Linked DNA regions of Homo sapiens: regions 1, 2 and 3 are each linked to region 4. Evidence: chromatin contacts called from ENCODE Hi-C or POLR2A ChIA-PET data. All regions are on one chromosome and are shown on one strand. The core of a region is the stretch at or near the end of the contact, and the rest is flanking DNA. Distances in the headings are between cores, read along the strand shown. Region 1 holds the start of CD44-DT (CD44 divergent transcript). Region 2 holds the start of TCP11L1 (t-complex 11 like 1). Region 3 overlaps SLC1A2 (solute carrier family 1 member 2). Region 4 holds the start of CAPRIN1 (cell cycle associated protein 1).

Evidence for each region. Hi-C counts contacts between places; a loop is a spot of excess contacts on that map. ChIA-PET counts read pairs that join two places held with the same protein, here RNA polymerase II (POLR2A). Pooled maps may share reads with other maps.
Region 1: a loop to region 4 is called in a map of PC-9, with 15 times the contacts of the local background. The contact joins the promoter of CD44-DT here to the promoter of CAPRIN1 in region 4. A Hi-C loop is called at or near these places in 1 of 168 maps with a recorded cell type or tissue (PC-9) and 8 of 50 pooled maps. POLR2A ChIA-PET finds 5 or more read pairs at or near these places in 1 of 52 experiments (activated CD4-positive, alpha-beta T cell).
Region 2: a loop to region 4 is called in a map of natural killer cell, with 9 times the contacts of the local background. The contact joins the promoter of TCP11L1 here to the promoter of CAPRIN1 in region 4. A Hi-C loop is called at or near these places in 4 of 168 maps with a recorded cell type or tissue (CD8-positive, alpha-beta T cell, natural killer cell and sigmoid colon) and 12 of 50 pooled maps. POLR2A ChIA-PET finds 5 or more read pairs at or near these places in 1 of 52 experiments (CD4-positive, alpha-beta memory T cell).
Region 3: a map of naive thymus-derived CD4-positive, alpha-beta T cell shows a loop between it and region 4 (2.9-fold over the local background). The contact joins the enhancer-like site here to the promoter of CAPRIN1 in region 4. A Hi-C loop is called at or near these places in 1 of 168 maps with a recorded cell type or tissue (naive thymus-derived CD4-positive, alpha-beta T cell) and 4 of 50 pooled maps. POLR2A ChIA-PET finds 5 or more read pairs at or near these places in 1 of 52 experiments (Panc1).

Annotation. Positions count from the first base shown.
Region 1 is chr11:35,136,695-35,139,394 of GRCh38, forward strand. It overlaps CD44-DT (CD44 divergent transcript), which reads right to left and starts at 1,338. Exons shown (of 3, transcript NR_120528.1): 1 at 1,004-1,338. CD44 (CD44 molecule (IN blood group)) reads left to right here and starts at 2,477. Exons shown (of 18, transcript NM_000610.4): 1 at 2,477-2,676. The coding sequence starts at 2,610. RefSeq lists an enhancer at 1,642-2,206 and a silencer at 2,117-2,186.
Region 2 is chr11:33,038,141-33,040,840 of GRCh38, forward strand. TCP11L1 (t-complex 11 like 1) reads left to right here and starts at 1,432. Exons shown (of 10, transcript NM_018393.4): 1 at 1,432-1,652. RefSeq lists enhancers at 835-1,382, 1,103-1,452, 1,933-2,252 and a silencer at 1,433-1,832.
Region 3 is chr11:35,329,745-35,332,444 of GRCh38, forward strand. All of the region lies in intron 1 of SLC1A2 (solute carrier family 1 member 2), which reads right to left. Among named protein-coding and RNA genes, the nearest start is that of SLC1A2-AS1, 49 kb to the left of the region's middle. RefSeq lists an enhancer at 642-1,201. Within about 2 kb of position 1,352, at least 5 of the 41 ENCODE cell types and tissues checked have a DNase peak (open chromatin) inside an H3K27ac peak, as active enhancers do.
Region 4 is chr11:34,050,289-34,052,988 of GRCh38, forward strand. It overlaps CAPRIN1 (cell cycle associated protein 1), which reads left to right and starts at 1,443. Exons shown (of 19, transcript NM_005898.5): 1 at 1,443-1,583; 2 at 2,133-2,348. The coding sequence starts at 2,133. LOC101929918 (a long non-coding RNA gene) reads right to left here. Exons shown (of 3, transcript XR_931177.3): 1 at 2,031-2,700; 2 at 383-745. RefSeq lists silencers at 1,098-1,297, 1,157-1,706, 1,747-2,046 and an enhancer at 2,657-2,700.

The DNA.
Region 1 (2,700 bases), core at 88-2,587, 1.1 Mb after region 4:
AGACAGTGGTAGTGGTTGCACAATATTGTTAAAGTACTACACGTCACTGCTATAAACACTTTTAAATGGGTGAAATGGTAAATTTTATGTTATGCATATTTTAACATAACAATGATAATAATTTTAACTAAGTACGTTGCCTCCTTATTTCCTACAGGGTCAAGTTCAAACTCCCTGGCATAGCTTACACCTTGTAGTCCCCATACCTGTAACCTCATGTCTGCTATCTTCCCCCAGCCCCTTCATCTGATCTATGTTCAGATCAGCTCACATTGCTCTCTATTCTCTGGACAAGCCATGTTCTTTCACTTTTCTATGCTCAAACACAATTTTGCTTTTAGTAATGATAGCAAACACTTATTTAAAGTGCTTACTGCATGCATATGTAGACATAAATCTACGGCTTAATACATGCAGGGCTTTTGAGTCATTTAATCCTCACCAATTCTATGAAGTAATAGAATTGTAATAGTAATAATAGATACTATTATTAAGCCCATTTTATACTTGAGCAAATTGAGCTAATTGCCTTAGGCAAGGTCACACAACTAAGAAGCAGCCATAATAGGGTTTGGATCTAGGTGTTCTAGCTCCTGAATCCATGCTGTTCGTCACTACACTGTACTGCCTGTGGATGACTTACTTGTCCCTGTAGTTTCATCTGAAGAATTCCTCCTCCTTTTCCTTTGAGGCCTGCCTCAAATATCACTTCCCCTGTGAAGACTGCCTGGTGTTCTCCAGGAGAGAGTGTGACTCCCTTCTCTAGGAATGGTAGCACCCCAAACACACACATTTTGCAGCATATTTCACCTTGCATGGTAATGGCCTGCTTGTGAGTTTTATTCCGTACCAGAGGGTGAGGGCTCTGAAGATAGCGCCAGGTCTTATTTACCTCGATACCCCACAACACTCATTACATGTCTGATGAATGAATGCATAGGGGGATGGCTGGGTGCATTTCTCTCAACTTTTCAATTTCTTGAAATAAATAACAAAATCTTACCTTCCCTCAGAAGTCCTGGCATGGTTCCTTTCATCTTGCCACAGCCACTGATAATCACTTTCATTTTCTGTGTAACTCACCAGGCAAGAAGTCCATGCAGATTTACTTTTAGTAGTTCACATGACAAATAAATACTGCGTTTGATTTCCAAACATTAAACCATAGTATATTATAGATAGATATAGAGTTATCATTCAAAGTATGATATTTCAATCTCAAAAGGCTTCCCCTGAAGAATATTACAAACTCTTCCTCTCTTTAAGATCTGCTGGGTAGGAAAGATGGGAGAAAATGAATTAATGTTTACACAGAAAGGAGGATAATGGGGGCAAAAATAATAGATGAACGTATGGGTGGATGAGAGAATGGATAAAATGATAGGTGGATATGTTGATCTTGGACAGATGGGAAATGAGTGGATATATCAATAAACAGATATGTGGGTGGATGGGTGGAGAAGAGGATGGTGGATGGTTGTGGTTTTATGAAGAGATGTGAAAAAGGAAGTGTGGAATGATGGATGAGAAGTTGTATGGGAAGATGAATAGAAGAATAGGTGGTTGAATAAATTAAAAGGTGTGTGGTTGGATGAATGAATGAGTGGGATGATAGATGGACCTAAGTGGTTAGTGGATGGACAGGAGGATGGATGGATGTGAGAGCCCCAGAAGGACATAAGGAAAGATGGGTGGATAGATGGATGGGCGGATGGAAGGATATTTAGGAGGATGAATGAGCATGTGTGTGGAGAGAGGTGCCCATTCACACTGGCTTGAACACATGGGTTAGCTGAGCCAAATGCCAGCCCTATGACAGGCCATCAGTAGCTTTCCCTGAGCTGTTCTGCCAAGAAGCTAAAATTCATTCAAGCCATGTGGACTTGTTATTGAGGGGAAAAAGAATGAGCTCTCCCTCTTTCCACTTGGAAGATTCACCAACTCCCCACCCCTCACTCCCCACTGTGGGCACGGAGGCACTGCGCCACCCAGGGCAAGACCTCGCCCTCTCTCCAGCTCCTCTCCCAGGATATCCAACATCCTGTGAAACCCAGAGATCTTGCTCCAGCCGGATTCAGAGAAATTTAGCGGGAAAGGAGAGGCCAAAGGCTGAACCCAATGGTGCAAGGTTTTACGGTTCGGTCATCCTCTGTCCTGACGCCGCGGGGCCAGCGGGAGAAGAAAGCCAGTGCGTCTCTGGGCGCAGGGGCCAGTGGGGCTCGGAGGCACAGGCACCCCGCGACACTCCAGGTTCCCCGACCCACGTCCCTGGCAGCCCCGATTATTTACAGCCTCAGCAGAGCACGGGGCGGGGGCAGAGGGGCCCGCCCGGGAGGGCTGCTACTTCTTAAAACCTCTGCGGGCTGCTTAGTCACAGCCCCCCTTGCTTGGGTGTGTCCTTCGCTCGCTCCCTCCCTCCGTCTTAGGTCACTGTTTTCAACCTCGAATAAAAACTGCAGCCAACTTCCGAGGCAGCCTCATTGCCCAGCGGACCCCAGCCTCTGCCAGGTTCGGTCCGCCATCCTCGTCCCGTCCTCCGCCGGCCCCTGCCCCGCGCCCAGGGATCCTCCAGCTCCTTTCGCCCGCGCCCTCCGTTCGCTCCGGACACCATGGACAAGTTTTGGTGGCACGCAGCCTGGGGACTCTGCCTCGTGCCGCTGAGCCTGGCGCAGATCGGTGAGTGCCCGCCGCAGCCTGGGC
Region 2 (2,700 bases), core at 182-2,681, 1.0 Mb before region 4:
TTTTTTTTTTTTTCAGACGGAATCTCACTCTGTCACCCAGGCTGCAGTGCAGTGGTGCGATCCCGGCTCACTGCAACCTCTGCTTCCCGGATTCAAGCAATTCTCCTGCCTCAGCCTCCCAAGTAGCTGGGATTACAGGCATATGCCACCATGCCCGGCTAATTTTTTTGTATTTTTAGTAGAAACGAGGTTTCACCATATTGGCCAGGCTGGTCTCGAACTCCTGACCTTGTGATCCACCCACCTCCGACCTCCCAAAGAGCTAGGATTACAGGTGTGAGCCACCGCGCCCAGCCATTCTTTGTAGATCTTAACAGTTCCATTTAGTTGAGTATCTTAAGGGTTTTTGGTGTTTTTTCCTCCAAAAAGTGAATCTTCACCAGAGAACTTCTGTTTTTGTCTTTTTTTTTTTTTTTTTAAAGCAAAGACTTTAATGTGCAAGTTAGTAAATGGTTTGAGGGTCTGGTATTGCACTCGGCCTTCAATACGTTAGCAATAACTACCCACATGTGATCTATTTAGAAGCAGTGTTTGAAAGCACCAATGTCACCCCATCTGCTTTTTTGTAGTTTTTTTTTGTTTGTTTGTTTTTGAGACAGAGTCTCGGTCTGTCTCCAGGCCGCAGTGCAGTGGCGCGATCTCGCCTCACTGCAACCTCCGCCTCCCAGATTCAAGCGATTCTCCTGCCTCAGCCTCCCGAGTAGCTGGGACTACAGGCGCGCGCCACCACACCCAGCTAATTTTCGTATTTTTAGTAAAGACGAGGTTTCACCATGTTGGCCAGGATGGTCTCGATCTCTTGACCTCGTGATCCGCCCGCCTCGGCCTCTCAAAGTGCTGGGATTACAGGCGTGAGCTGCTGCGCCCGGACTAACTTTTTTTTAAAGCTGAGGAAATGAGAGAAGGGGAATAAACTTTGTGTAGCTACAAACAGGATGGCAAAATTAAATTTCAAAGAACGGGCGGGGAAGGTTTCAGATGCAATGGCTTCTTATTCCTTCTTTTGACTGACCCGCGCCTTCTCCGCCTCCCTTTCTCCTCGCGTCACCCGCACCAGCGGCTGGGATGCGGCGCGCGTTCCGTCTTTCCGTATGGAAACATGGCGCCTAGGGGCGGGCCATCCCCAGCTTCGAGCCACCGCCAGCTGAGACTCATCGGCGGGCACTCGGCCATGCCTCTCGCGTTTCCGTACGAAAACATGGCGCCTCACTGCGTGCGGCGGGCGACTCTTGGCTGGGAGCCACTGGCCACGGAGCCCCCTGAGCGGTCATCGGCCATGTTTTCCACCTCTCCCTGAGGAAACACGGCGCCGCCCAGCTGCGAGTCACCGCTTACTGAACCCCTTCGGCAAGCAGGGGAAAGACCCTCCCGCCTTTCCGTACGAAGACATGGCGCTGCCCTATATTGGGCTGGCGCCTCCCGGCCAAGAGCAGTCTCCTCCTTCCTGATGCTGAGAAGCGGCCGCTCTGACCGCTGCCCACCCGAGTCGGGCTGGGAGGACCGCCCGCCGCGTGGCGAGGGATGCGGCCTCGGAGGGGCAGAGGCTGAACCGCCCCTGCCTGCCGCGCATCCCTCCGGCTTCCGCCGCGGCGCCAGCCCGCGCCTGATTCGCGGCGGGAGCGGCAGGAGGGAGAACGCCGACTCCGTGGCAGGTGAGAGCGGGAGCTGGGGCGGAGGCTGGCGGGGCCCGTCCGGGAGGCGCGCGGTCCAAGTCGCAGGCATCTCTTCGCCTCTTCCCGTCGGATCCCATCCCGGGATGTCGGGGGCAGGCGAGGAAGAGGCGGGGTCCGCGGGCGGGTGGAGCTCACCCCTCGAGGCTGTCCTCTCGGCGCGCCCGCGTCCTCCCCTACTCCCGGCCCTGCCACTCCCTCGCTGGCCTGAACAGCTGTTTACAACGGAATCCGGACGCCGGGCGCGAGTGGAGCTCAGTGCCAGAGGAGGGGATTCCCGGCGCCGGGGGACAGAGCCCCTTTTTTCTTTTGCCGAAAGACCCTTTCTGCTGGGGAGCCTCTTGTGTCCAGCCTAGGCCCGCGTGCAGCGCCGACGGATGACCGTCTTCTTGGCAAGTGCGAGGATCCTCCTCCCCTCGGCTCTCTTTTTAGACACAGTGGGGGTTGAATGGATGCGCGCGATATAAGCAAATTAAATGGTTCGTGGCCGCATCCTAGAGCCCTTTAATTAGAGTTACCATTTGTAGAAGGCCTGCCGTGCACAATCCCTCGTTTCATCTCCCCCCAAACCGAGCAGGTAGGTAGCTGTGTTTTACAGAGGAGGACACTGAAGTTACACAGCTAGTAAAGAGCCAGAATTGGGGCCCAGGTATGTCTGAAACCAACGCCCAGCCTCCCAGATACAGTGACATCACAGAGATGACGTAGGGATTCATCTCTATCAACAGATACTTGTGGGTGTCTATTTGGGGGATATACAGATGGAGCATAAGTGGGGAATATGACTGGTCCTGGCTCTTAAGAAGTTCGAAATCTAGGTGGGGAATTTTAAAATAAAAACTAGCACTTTTACCATCTGGCCCCAACGCATCTTTCCATCATCTCTAGCCACTTCCTTTTCTCATTTTCTTGTGCCTTGGCTTCTGCCCTCTGAGTGAAATGCCCTCCTTTTCACCTCCTCTCCCCCTCCTCTCCCCCTCCAGACATGTTTTAACTAGGTGAAATCCTACTCCTTTTAAAGATCAGTTCA
Region 3 (2,700 bases), core at 102-2,601, 1.3 Mb after region 4:
CTAACCATCCCGCCGTTGGATAGCTTTGACTATTAAGAAGCCCTTCCTTTATGGTGAGCCTATATCTGTTTCCCTGCAGCTTTTACCCACAGGTTATTTTTCTATCCTGTGGAGCTACCTAATAATAACAGTTGCCATCAGACAATGTACTGGATGCTTTACATGCATTATTTCATTGACTTCCCACAACACTCTCACAAGATAGCTACTATTATTAGTCCTTCTTTATAGATGAAAAACTGGAGGTCAGAGAGAGGAGCACATTTGCTCCAAGTCAGGCAGTTGGTGAGTAGATGAGCTGGGATGGCAACCCAGCTTGGCCTGAACAAGGTGCACACACTTAATCACGACACTTACAGAAAATGAAGCTGAATCCCTTCTCCATCTACCAACCTTTGAGGCATATGAAGTTTCTGCTCAGGGTTTTCTCTTCTCCCAAGTTTGTCACTATCCTGGTTAAAGCACCTCAAGCTACTTACTTGCCTGTGCCTCCCAGACCTGCACACAACCTTCCAGGTAAGGGCTGGTCACTTCCCCACTCCCCTAAGCCCATCAAAGACTGCCTTTCTCACTTTCAACCTCCAGCACGTCAGATTCTACCAGAGCTGAGGCTTCTGCCCTGCCTTTGAAAAACTGAAGGGCATAGGTAATTTCACAGTAGAGAAAGAAGGTGGTAGGGAGTACTGGTAATGAATAGAACCATTTATTGACTTTTTATTCTGTACCAGTGATAGGTAGAGTAATGCCCCAACAAATGTCCATGTCCTAATCCCCAGAACCTGTGGATGTGTCAGATTACATGGCAAAGGGGCTCTAAGGCTGCAGTTGCAAAGAAGGTTGCTAATCAGCTGACCTCAAGATAGGGAGATGCGCCTGAATTCTCCAGGTGGGACCAGTGGAATCACAGGGGTTCTTATGCATGAAAAAGGGAAACAGAAAAGAAAGAACTGAAGGATGGCAGCATGACAAAGACACAGCCCAATGTTGCTGGCTCTAAAGATAAAGGAAAGGGCCAGGAGCCAAGGCATGTGAGAAGCTTCTAGAAACTGGCAAAGGCAAGGAAACAGACTCCTCCTCCGAGCCTCCAGAAAAGAATGCAGCCCTGCTGACACCTTGATTTTAGCCCAGTGAGACCCAACTCAGATTTCTGGCCTCCAGAACTATATGATAATAAGTTGTCTTGTCTTAAGCCTCTTGATTTGTGATCATTTGTTACTGCAACAATGGGAAACTAAGGTAGTACCAGACCTTATGCTACACTATCTCATTTGTTGTTTACAAAAAGCCTCAGCAGAAGGTGATAGACATAGAGAGTTTCCTGTCCACACCCACACCTCTGCTGCTTCTAGAAATCTGCTCAGAGAAGCAGCATGCTCAGCCAGACACTGCTTCTCAGCCTCCCTTCCTGAGATGTAGGCTGAAGTGTTCTGCTCCTCCCTTCCTCACTTCCTCCTGCCCTAGAGAAATGCAGACCAAAGTAACATCTTTCTCTCTTTAGCTAATCACGTGTTTAAAAGGCTCAGCAACACCATGCCTCTAAATGGCTTCCATCGCCCATGGAAGCCTTTCAAGGCCTCCCAGAGGACTTGTGCAGTTCTTTACTTTGGTTCCTTCTAATGAGCTGCTAAATTTGTGGCTATTGAAAGTGAACTAAACATCCAGTCCCTGTTGATCCCAGCAGTCCAGTCAGTTTACTGACTGCCCAACTGCTTCTCAACTAGTTTGATCTGCTAAATTTACAAGTGATAAACTGAGCCATCCAGTCACCCCTGAAGGGTAATGTTCTCACCAGGAGAATTTCTTCTTAAGAGAAGAATGTATATTTATCACTCTGGTAGCTTGTGGAGACAGGCTGGTTCACAGGGCTTTGTGCTGATATGGCACAGTCCACAAGTGCAATACATCCTCTTGCACGATCCATTCTCTTCCCACCTTTTCCATACACAGATGCAGTTCGTGGTGTTTGGGGAATATTTTACTTCGCACATTCGAACCTGAAATCTTAAGTGACTCTTTGATGTTGTCTCTTCGAATAATCTTTTCCTGAGCCCCCAATCTACTTTTCATGCCTCTGAGATCTTAACGTTGCACAATTCATCACATTCATATGGTTTGCCTCTCCCACTAGGCCTTAGACTCTGTGAAGGAAGGGCCATACATCTATCCCTGGGCCCTGTCCATGTTAGGTGTTTAATAAGAATTTTTGAGAGACTAGTGATTTGGAGGTACTAAGGGGACCCAAGTCTGCAGGGACTGGGAGGTGCCTCTGACAGCGAGTGGCAGGACCTTATCAGCTTAAGCATCTCCCATGGAGATGGCTTTGGACAGAAGCCTAAACAAAGCACAAGGAAAGGATCAGGAAACCTGAAGTCCACCAGAAGCTCCAACTAATGTTTAGTGACCTTGCCAAAAGCAACTAGGGCTTCTAATTACCACAAGTGATCATGACTTGAATTTTTATGCACTTCCTGAAGTCATTCCAGCAGCACCACGTCTCCTCAACAGCCTGGAAGTGGTGATGATGTGGTATGTTGGCTACCGGGTCATCAACACCACTTAATTCCTTAGCAACTGAGGTGAAAAGCCTTCATCCCAAGTGCCTTGGAAGAAAGGCTTGTTCCTGCTCAACTCGTAAAGTCTCAAATTTATGCTGAGGATAGTTTCTCGCCGAGTGACTTATCAGGTTGACTCTTAAATTAT
Region 4 (2,700 bases), core at 193-2,692:
TTGACCTCATCTCCTACTCTCTGCTCTTGCCACTATGGTTTCCGTGCTGTTCCTTGAACCCAAAAAGCACACTCCGTCTCAGATCTTAGTACTTGGTGTTTCCTCTACCTGGAAAATTCCTCCTCCAAGGTAGCTGCTTAGCCTTCTTCCTCACTTCCTTCAGTACTAGCTCAAATGTCAGTAAGGCTTTCCCTGACCACCGTTTTTTCTTTTCTCTACCATTTCACTATCTGACATGTATTTACTTGTCTTCCCCTTACTTAGATTGTAAGCTCCATGTAAATATGTTTTGTTCATAATCCCTAGCACTTAAGAGTTCCCAGCACACAGTAAGGTGCTTAATAAATATTTGAATGAATATATAACAGACTTTGCAGCTAACCAGGATATCTTGAGGTCGGAGGCTGCTGTTGTTTCTCCAGGCTCCCTCAGGATGCACTGTTGCCAGTCAGCGTTACTCATTTTATTCCCTAGGGAACAGTGGGTTTGGTAGAACTCTCTTCTAAATCTCTTTTTCATAGAATTTAAATTATAAATTGGTCATTTACTGTTGTCACACAATATTGCGTTGCTGAATTTTCCACTGATTATATTCATTTTATTTCCTCCCAGAACTTGGTTTCTTGTTTTTCTGCTCACTGTCCACACCCACTCCACCCCAAGGCTGGAATAATTCTCTTGGAGCAAAAAAATCATCTTTTTCTTTGTATTTCATTGAACGTTCTCTTTACAGTGTTAGGTAAACCTAAAAAAAAAGGAAACAAAAGTCTAATAATTCGTAATACTCAGGCCTACTGGATGTATAACATCATAGGGTAGCTGAAGACTCTTTGTGAGGCCAGAGCTTTAGGATTTAAAAAGCCACCAACCATGACCGTGTCCGACACGTTCTACAGAGAACTCCTAGGTTACTGGGTGATTGTTTGGTGGGGAAGCGGCGAGTTGTCTTTTTTTCAAAAGACGTTTTGGGGTATGGAGTTTGCTCGCTCTGCATACAGAAGGAATTCTAGAAGCTGGGATCGCACCACCCACCCCACGCACCCCTTACTTGCAGAAACCTTTGCCCCCCAACCCCCACCCCCACCCCAAATAAGGGCTCTTCAAGGGGCAGTTGCCAGCTCCAGAGCCAGCTGCTTGACACCTATTGTCCCCGTTTGGGCGTCAAACGATTTCGCCTGAAGGACCCTAGCGTCGATTGCTCTCAAAACTCAAGGGGCCTTTCCTTCGGCCTTGCCGGGGCCATCCCCACCTGCGTCCAGGAGGCGCCCCACAGCGCCGGGGCCGGGGGACGGCGGAGAAGCTAGCGGGCGGCCTCTTCCGGGCAGGCGTTCGCGCCGGGCAGCCCGAGCGGCCGCGAAGGCCCCCGCTCTCCGCTTCTCCCGCCCCTCGCGACCCAGAGGGCTGCTGGCTGGCTAAGTCCCTCCCGCTCCCGGCTCTCGCCTCACTAGGAGCGGCTCTCGGTGCAGCGGGACAGGGCGAAGCGGCCTGCGCCCACGGAGCGCGCGACACTGCCCGGAAGGGACCACCACCCTTGCCCCCTCAGCTGCCCACTCGTGATTTCCAGCGGCCTCCGCGCGCGCACGGTGAGCGCCACCCGGGACCGAGCCGCTGCAGGGGAAGAGGGCCGCTGCGCCCGGGTGTCCTTTATCTCCGGACCCGCTGGAGCTTCCGAGGGGCTTGCCCCCAAGTCCCCCCACCCCACCCCGGTCATTTCCCATGCCCTTCTCTGCCCCCAAGCCCCGACCTCTCTCTTTCCTCCCTTCTCCGGAAGCCGGCAAAAGCCGGCCCTCCCCGGTAGGGACCGTTGCAGTGGCCGTTGGCGGCCGGCGCGGCGATGCCCCGCCTCCGGCGCGAGCCTCGGAGCCCCCGGGCTGGTAGGCCGAGCCGGCGGCTCCGCGGGGGAGGGGCGGGTCGGGGGGCGGTGCGAGGCCCAGCCGGGCGCCCCGCTGGCGGGTCGCGCGCGCGCCCGCGCACTCTTCCTGCCCTCGAGGCGCGCCGCGCCCCCTCCCCCACCCGCTCGCGTAGGCTACCGCTCGCTGCGCGTTTTGTCCCGCGTCTCGCCCCGTCCGTCTCCTGACTGGCCGCTCTTGTCCTTCCTCCCGCTTTTTCTTCTCTCTCCTTGCGGTCTGAAGATGCCCTCGGCCACCAGCCACAGCGGGAGCGGCAGCAAGTCGTCCGGACCGCCACCGCCGTCGGGTTCCTCCGGGAGTGAGGCGGCCGCGGGAGCCGGGGCCGCCGCGCCGGCTTCTCAGCACCCCGCAACCGGCACCGGCGCTGTCCAGACCGAGGCCATGAAGCAGATTCTCGGGGTGATCGACAAGAAACTTCGGAACCTGGAGAAGAAAAAGGTGCCAGGAGTTGGCGGGGAAGGGAGGGGTGGCTGCGGCCGGGCTCTGCGGCCCCTCCGACCCTGGTCGCTGGAGCCTTCGCTTCTTTTCGTCTCGGGAGCGTTACTAGGTCCCCTCCTCCCACCCCCTGGCCCACACGCCCCGTCTCCACGTTCAGCGGGAGCTTCGTGCCCAGAAAACGGGCTCTTGGAAGAGGCACTTGTCACCTGACTCGGACGCGGCACTGTACCCCAGGCCTCTTTATTACTCTTCCGCTGTGGGTCCGGCTTTTTGGCCTTTAGGAGTGGGACATGTGAGGGTGGGGGCCTGTCGTCAGGACTTCACTGTATGGTGCCCTTCTTTCCGTCTCTGA